Regions from separate parts of the Homo sapiens genome. Here all the other regions are linked to region 3. The links are chromatin loops, found by intact Hi-C in ENCODE. Cell type or tissue: B cell. All regions are shown on one strand.

Region 1 (2,500 bases), 92 kb before region 3:
TCAGAAAGTTAGGGAGTTGGCCGCACGCGGTGGCTCATGCCTGTAATCCCAGCACTTTGGGAGACCGAGGTGGGTGGATCACGAGGTCAGGAGATCGAGACCATCCTGGCTAACATGGGGTTTAGTAGAAACCCCGTCTCTACTAAAAATACAAAAAAATTAGCCTGGTGTGGGGGCGGGTGCCTGTGGAGGCTGAGGCAGGAGAATGGCGTGAACCCAGGAGGCGGAGCTTGCAGTGAGCCGAGATTGCACCACTGCACTCCAGCCTGGGCGACAGAGCGAGACTCCATCTCAAAAAAAAAAAAAAAAAAAAAAAGGGAGTTATGCATGGAAAGTCGAGGAGAGGAAGAATAACACCATTTTGTCACATGTAACATAAGAAAAAAATAACAGTGCTGGTGACTGGATTTGAAGGAATTGGTGGGTTTTCAAGAAAGGTATTTAAAACAGACTCCCCTTGGGGCTCAGATCTGGGGTCAGTGTTTGGCTGGGCAGAGGGTATCCTCCATCCCTCCTGGAGATGCAGGGATTCACACTTTTCTCCACTCAGTGCTGCTTTCCCTCAAAGACTTCTTCGTAGGCTGGTGCGGTGACCTTAGTGGATGCTCTCTCTCTGGCCTAAAACACGGGGCTCCTCTCTTGCCCTCCTCTCTTCTTGCTCTCAGGTGGGGCAAACAAGCCCCTTATGGGCTAACTCTCCCTCTTCTTCCAGGTGCCTGGCTTTAGGCCTCACTAGTCTGACACTCCAAGCCTTACTCCTTTCTGGTTTTACCTGTTTCCTGAGCAGATTGTCTTGACAATCTGCTCAATATCTCAGCTCCTGCCTCGCTCTTTTCATTCCTCTTTCTGTAGCCCAGGTTCCTGCCCCCAAACCCTCACCTGGTACCCTGATTCTGGCTGTCATCTTGCCAGCCACTCCTCTGACTCCCAAAGCCATGGGGAGCCCCATCCCAGTGCTGTCTGCTTGTTGGAAAATCCTAATGTCACCTGTTGACTGTTCTCAGGGCCCAATCAGGTCCTGTTGTAGTTTTCACACATCGTTTCCTGGCCGCCAAACTGGATTTACTTTTAACACTTAACAGAACATTTTTGATCACAAGTGACAGAAAATGAACCCACACTTGCTTAAGCTAAAAAGAGGATGTATTGACTTGCAGCTGAATAGTCCAGGGGCTAGACTATTTTTAGGCACAGCTGCATAACAAATGATATCATCAGGACTCTGTCTAGCTCATTTTAAAAATAGACTTTGTTTTTTAGAGCAGTTTTGGGTTTATAGGAAAATTGAAGGAAGGTACAGAGTGCCTCCATAATCCCCTCTTACTGTCCCCTCCCTGTGCACACAGTTTTCCCTATTTTTAACATCTTGCATTGATGTGGTACATTGATTACAATTGAGGAAACAATATTAGTTCATTATTATTAACTAAAGCCCATATACGCATTAGGGTTAGCTCTTTGTGTTGTATAGTTATATGGGTTTTAAAAAATTCAGAAAGTCACTTTTCCACCATGACAGTATCATATAGGATAGTTTCACTGCCCTAAAATCTCTGTTCTCCACCTATGTCTCCTTCCCCCGTACCCCAATGGCCACCACTGATCATTTTATTGTCTGTATAGTTTTGCGTTTTCCAACATGTCATAAAGTTGGAATCATACAGTATGTATCCTTTTCAGACTGGCTTTTCACTTAGCAATATGCATTTAGTGTTCCTCCATGTCTTTTTGTGCCTTGATAGCTCATTTCTATTTATACCTGAATAATGGGCCATTGTCTGGATGTTCCACATGTGTGTTTATTCATTCACCTATTGAAGGACATCTTGGTTGGTTCCAAGTTTTGGCGAATATGAATATCGCTTCTATAAACATTCACGTGTAGGTTTTTGTGTGAATTCATTTGGGTAAATGTCAAGGACCATGATTTCTGGATCATATGGTAAGCCTATGTTTAGCTTTGTAAGAAATTGCCACACTGTCTTTCAAAGTAGCTGTATCATTTTGCATTCCCACAGGCAGTGAATGAGCATTCCTGTTGCTCTATATCTTCTCCGCAATTTGATGTTGTCAGTGCATAAATTTCAGCCATTCAAGCAAACAATCCAGGGGATAGACCAACTAGAGATAGTTGGATGTCAAACAGTGCCATCAGGACTCTGTCTTGCTCCTTCTGTGTCTCGGCTTTTCTTTCCCCTGGGCCAGCTCCAGTCTCCTGCAGGGATTCACTTCACGGTGTCTCTCATTGGCTTTAGGAATACATGCCCACAACTCCAAGTTCAGCATAAAGAGAATACCTCTTTCTAGCACAAGTTGTAGAACTTGAATTATGTATCTATCCCTAAAACAATTCTTGTGGTCTGGGAAATGAAATATTTTCCCTTTATTCGCTCATTCATTCATTCATTCATTCATCATGAACACTTACTATATGCCAGGCACTGATGATAATTGGTCAGGCCCAAGTCACACATTCCAGGAGTAAAATTGGTCCTCTACC
Region 2 (2,500 bases), 100 kb before region 3:
GCCTGTCTCTCTGGCCACAGCCCATGGCTTAGGCTCCCTGCGGGAGTCTGCTGCCTCAGCAGATGGGATATTGGGAAACCAACAGGCTGGGAGTGACATCAGTCTGAAATGGAAAAAAATCCTCCTTGGCCCAGTAAATATCACAATAGGGAAACCAGTGGGTATTTCAAAAACACCAGAAACCCAGAGCAAGGGAGGTGCCATGGATTAAACCTATTTTCTGATTCCCTTCATTCATTTTGCAAACTTCTCACCTTCCCAGCCATTTGGGAAACTCACTGGTCTTGTTCCCAGCCCTTTACCTCCTTTGGAGGCGGAAGTGGAAGCCCAGGCCTGGGCTTCAGTCTCGGTGCGTTACAACCTTCTCTCAGCAGCCTGGCACTTCCTCAAGCTCTTGGCCCTGCAGCTCTTGCGGAACACAGAGTCAACTCTAGAAGCAGCTGTGTAGGGTCGATAGATCTCTGGGGATCCCAGGACTCCTCACAGTTTTTTCAAATAATTTCCTTATAAGGAGGCCGGGAGTAGTGGCTCACGGCTGTAATTTCCATCACTTTGGGAAGCTGAGTTGGAGGATCGCTTTAGCCCAGGAGGTAAAGGCTGTAATGAGCTCTGATCACATCACTGCACTCCAGCCTGGGTGACAGAGCTGGACCCTGTCTCTAAGAAAAAAAAGAAAAAAATCCCATATAAGTTCACTCTATTCAACTTGTCTTCCCTGGGAGCTCTGCCCAGTGCTTCGAACAGCCTAGGTTTTCAGACTCCCCTTCTCAGTGGTGGTTTCCCAGCTGGACTGTTCTGCTCACAAAAGCAAGCACAGGCCATGCTGTATGGTCCAAGCACACTTAGCTCCTGGCAGGACAAGGGCTGTGTATGAGAAATTGTACAAACATCAAACATTTTCCCAAAACGTCCTCTCGTTTTAATAATGAAGAGTTGCATTGGAAACCCATGTGTGCATCCTCCTTGGGGAGGCTGGGGTGGGGTCTTTGTGTCTGGATTCCGCCGCTCCCCTGGGACCCTAATGAGGAAGGGAGGCAGCAGATGTGCAGAGCCCATCTGCCCAGCTGGGGCCCATGTGCTTCCTCCTCATTACCTAGCGGATGTCAACAGCACATGGGGCCAGGCCCCTCCCAGATGTGCCACCATGGAAACCATGCCTTGGGCAGGTCTGCTCCTGATTGCTGAACTGGAACAAGAGTGAAAAAGCTGGAGGCCAAGCTCCCCCATCGTGCCCACCCCTGATTCCTCATGGTACCCTGAGGGGTGTCCAGCATCTGCCCATGCACCCCACAGCCTTCAGGTCCCCACTCTGTCCCATCCCTCTCCAAGAAGCCACCCTTGGAGCCCCCTTCCCGTCTAGAAGCATGCACCACCCAGGTAATTTTTAAAATTTTTTTGTAGAGACAGCATCTCACTGTGTTACCCAAGCTGGTCTCAAACTCCTAGGCTCAAGCAATTCCCCCATCTCAGCCTCCCAGAGTGCCAGGGTTACAGGCATGAGCCACATATCCAACTGAGACTAGAACGGTGTTGCCTTTGATAGCTTTGCAGTGCTATTTTATTGTTTTTGAGACAGAGTCTCACTCTGTTGCCCAGGCTGGAGTGCAGTGGCGTGATCTCAGCTCACTGCAACCTCCCCCTCCCGGGTTCAAGCGATTCTCCCGCCTCAGGCTCCCGAGTAGCTGGGATTACAGGTGTGCACCATCCCGCCCAGCTAATTTTTGTATTTTTAATAGAGACAGGGTTTCACCATGTTGGCCAGGCTGGTCTTGAACTCCCGACCTCAAATGATCCACCCACCTTGCTCTCCCAAAGTGCTGGGATTACAGGCTTGAGCCACCATGCTCGGCTTGCAGTGCTTTAAAAAAATGCTTTTCTAGGGAGTTCTATGTTTATGTCTTTCCGTTACGATGTGGCTCCCCTGGTTTCCAAAGACACCCCATGCCCCAAGTCTTGGCTTTAGCCACAGGCAGTTGTCTCTGGGGATACCTTTAGAAGACGCTTGTGGGTGAGAGCAATTCTTCTTCCATAAGAAAGCCTTGAGGATGCTACCAATGGGTTTTCATCCTGGCTTTGCCTCCATATTGTTCTTCTGGCCCAGGGTGATTTTTTCCTGGTGCCCTCCTCGCTGGAGCTGTTCGCTTCCAACTTCCGGAGTTCCCAGGTGCCTTAGGCCCCACCCCCTCGCTCTTCAAGATGGCCTCTGAGGTGCCTCCTGCATGGCAGCCTTCCTGGCGTTCCCAGGTGGGATTAGACCTATCTTTCCTTCCCTGTTTCTGACCTTAGGTTTCATTCTCTCAAGAACTCTTTGTGGACGTGCTAGTGGCTCTCATGACCCCTCCATAACACATTTGTGTTGGCATAATGTGGTTTTGGAACTGTGCCTTTTCTCAAAAGACATGGTTGCTGGCAATTTTAGGGACTTCAGCGGGATGGTAGGGAGGATGGTGCCCCTGCTCCCTGGGATGGAAGAGGGCAATGGGGAGAGATGGTCCAGATA
Region 3 (2,500 bases):
TGACCATGGCCTGTGACACAGCCCCAGGAGATCCTAAGAACATGTGCCCAGGTGGTCAGACTACAGCTTGGTTTTATACACTTTAAGGAAACATAAGACATAAATTAATACAGGTAAGATGTACATTGGTTCAGTCTGGAAAAGGTGGGACAACTCGAAGTGGGGGGTGTCCAGGTCACAGGTGGATTCAAAGATTTTCTGATTGGCAAGTGCTTGAAAGTGTTAAGTGATTATCTAAAGATGTGGAATCAATAGAAGGGAGTGTCTGGGTTAAGATAAGAAGTTGTGGAGACTAAGGTTCTTATTATGTAGATGAAGCCTCCAGATAGCAGGCTTCAGAGAGACTAGATGGTAAATGTTTCTTAACAGACTTTAAAAGGTGCCAGACTCTTAGTTAATTCTCTCCTAGATCAGAAAAAAGACCTGGAAAGGAAAGGGAATTCTCTATAAAACATAGGTTTTCCCCACAAGAGACAGCTTTGCAGTGCCATTTCAAAATGTGTCAAAGAAATGTATTTTGGGATAAAATATCTTGATTTCTTTCAGGTCCTGCTGTCTGTCATGTGGTTATCTTATTGCTACGCAGAGTCTGTTTTGTCAGTCTTATGGTCTCTGTTTTAATGCTAATGTTAGTCAGCAGTGCCTGAATTCCAAAGGGAGCAATATAAACTGAGGCATGTCTGATCATGCATTCCCATCATGGCCTGAACTGGTGTGCTTATTTTAGAATGCCCTTGGCCAAGAGGAGAGGTCCATTCAGCTGGTTGTGGGGCTTAGAATTTTATATTTGGCTTACGAATGAAACCTACCATGTTGTTTATACTGCCATTGTGTTACCATTATTTGTAGACAAACCTCATCCTCGTTTGTGTTTCTAAGACCAGGAAGCTTCTTTAGGGGAATTGTCTCTGTGTCTTTTTTAATCTCTATCATAGCATCCATGCAGTGCACATAGAACCAAGTCCTCGATAAATATTTATGGAATGAAGAACTTGAATTAAACCAACTTGGAGAATGGTGTGGAAAGTACTGGGCTAGATGACGTGGGTTCTGAAGATGAAGAGAACAGTATCTCATTCTCAAAGAACTGATAGTAAAATTACATGTGGGTTGTGGGTGTGTCACTGTTTGCCACCGACGCACCTGGGTGGGGTCAGGCAGAAGGTGCCTGTCCTCTGTGTCTCAATAAAACACAAGATGCCCATTCACTTCTGGTTTTCTCCTGGTATCATTGGCTCTTCGGTGTCTGCTGGAAAAGCTGGGCTTTTCCCAGTGTTACCATGACGTCTGAGCTTTGAGAGCTGTTTCTTTTCCCCTCGGAGCCTGAGAGAGATTATTCCAGTGATATCTGAATAGCTTGAGTTCGCTGGGTATGAACACAGAGGAAGTGGTTCCCTAGCAACAGGCGCCTCTGAAAGCCTCTTAGCACTCAGTACTTCTCCGGGCTTTTTGTTTCCCCTCGTTCATGCTGCCTGTCAGCAAATGGCCAGAGTGATTGCACCTGCTCCAAATTAGGGCTGGTCAGTTCGACCCCAGCAGTTCGGTTTTACTAAGTCAAAGTTCCTCTTTCAGTCAAGCTTCCTTGTGAGGCCTGGGGCCTATTTTGCTCCTGGTTAGACCATAATTACCTCAGATGACACTTCCTTCTTTGTTGTCTAGATTTTGACCAGAAATGGAAAATACCGAAGTGACTGAGATCATTTTAATTGAATTAGTAAAAGAATACTTTTTTTTTTTGGCACGTCTTTTCAAATATGCTAAACCTCTTAAGAAAATGTTTTATATCGCCTTTTTTTTTTTCCGCTAAAAATGGATTCTCACTCCATTTTTTCAGTTTCTCCGCAGAAGACTTAACAAATTCTGCCTTCCTTAACTGTGTCAGCATCTCAATACATATTTGAATATATGAGTTGGTTGGGGCAATATTAGAGGGTGTTTACCGCATTGCCTTGGCATCTGGAGACAGCCCTTACTGAGAGCATTGGTCATTGGTACAGACCATGGCATATAACTCTGAGATGAGTCCAGAATTGTTGACTGCAAATGCCTTGTTTCATTTTCAAACAGCAATCCATATTACTGTTTGAATTAGCAATCTTTTTTTTTTTTTTTTTTTGAGATGGAGTCTAACTTTGTCACCCAGGTTGGAGTGCAATGGCACGATCTTGGCTCCTCTGCAACCTCCGCCTCCCAGGTTCAAGTGATTCCTCCTGCCTCAGCCTCCCGAGTAGCTGGGACTACAGTCACCCACCACCATGCCTGGCTAATTTTTTTGTACTTTTTTTAGTAGAGACGGGGTTTCACCAAGTTGGTCAGGCTGGCTTCAAACTCCTGACCTCAAGTGATCCACCCACCTTGGCCTCCCAAAGTGCTGGGACTACAGGCCTGAGCCACTGCACCCAGACTGAATTAGCAATTTTATAGGAGATGGTTATACGTCTCTGCCTACCAGTTGGTTAGTATCGATTTGTAGCACTGAAAATCTGGCCAAGACTGTGGT

The links. Peaks named below come from ENCODE experiments on the same cell type or tissue, not always from the same donor. Only the 100,000 strongest peaks of a DNase experiment are listed, where the experiment ranks them.
Region 1: it touches region 3 in a loop (6-fold over the local background); 13 of 110 quality-filtered maps call a loop at or near these places.
Region 2: a loop joins it to region 3, with 6 times the contacts of the local background. A loop is called at or near these places in 9 of 110 quality-filtered maps.

Annotation. Positions count from the first base shown.
Region 1 is chr10:14,739,532-14,742,031 of GRCh38, reverse strand. All of the region lies in intron 1 of FAM107B (family with sequence similarity 107 member B), which reads left to right. Among named protein-coding and RNA genes, the nearest start is that of FAM107B, 34 kb to the left of the region's middle. RefSeq lists an enhancer at 844-893. In B cell, no CTCF peak of the experiment used is centred here; a DNase peak (open chromatin) is centred at 1,111; H3K4me3 peaks cover 1,345 bases; H3K27ac peaks cover 2,138 bases.
Region 2 is chr10:14,749,681-14,752,180 of GRCh38, reverse strand. The region is part of intron 1 of FAM107B (family with sequence similarity 107 member B); the gene reads left to right. Among named protein-coding and RNA genes, the nearest start is that of FAM107B, 24 kb to the left of the region's middle. RefSeq lists an enhancer at 1-716. In B cell, no CTCF peak of the experiment used is centred here; DNase peaks (open chromatin) are centred at 420 and 1,050; H3K4me3 peaks cover 1,783 bases; H3K27ac peaks cover 2,500 bases.
Region 3 is chr10:14,647,302-14,649,801 of GRCh38, reverse strand. The region is part of intron 2 of FAM107B (family with sequence similarity 107 member B); the gene reads left to right. Among named protein-coding and RNA genes, the nearest start is that of FAM107B, 130 kb to the left of the region's middle. RefSeq lists enhancers at 610-1,110, 1-1,137, 1,641-1,810. In B cell, no CTCF peak of the experiment used is centred here; a DNase peak (open chromatin) is centred at 1,561; H3K4me3 peaks cover 1,259 bases; H3K27ac peaks cover 2,500 bases.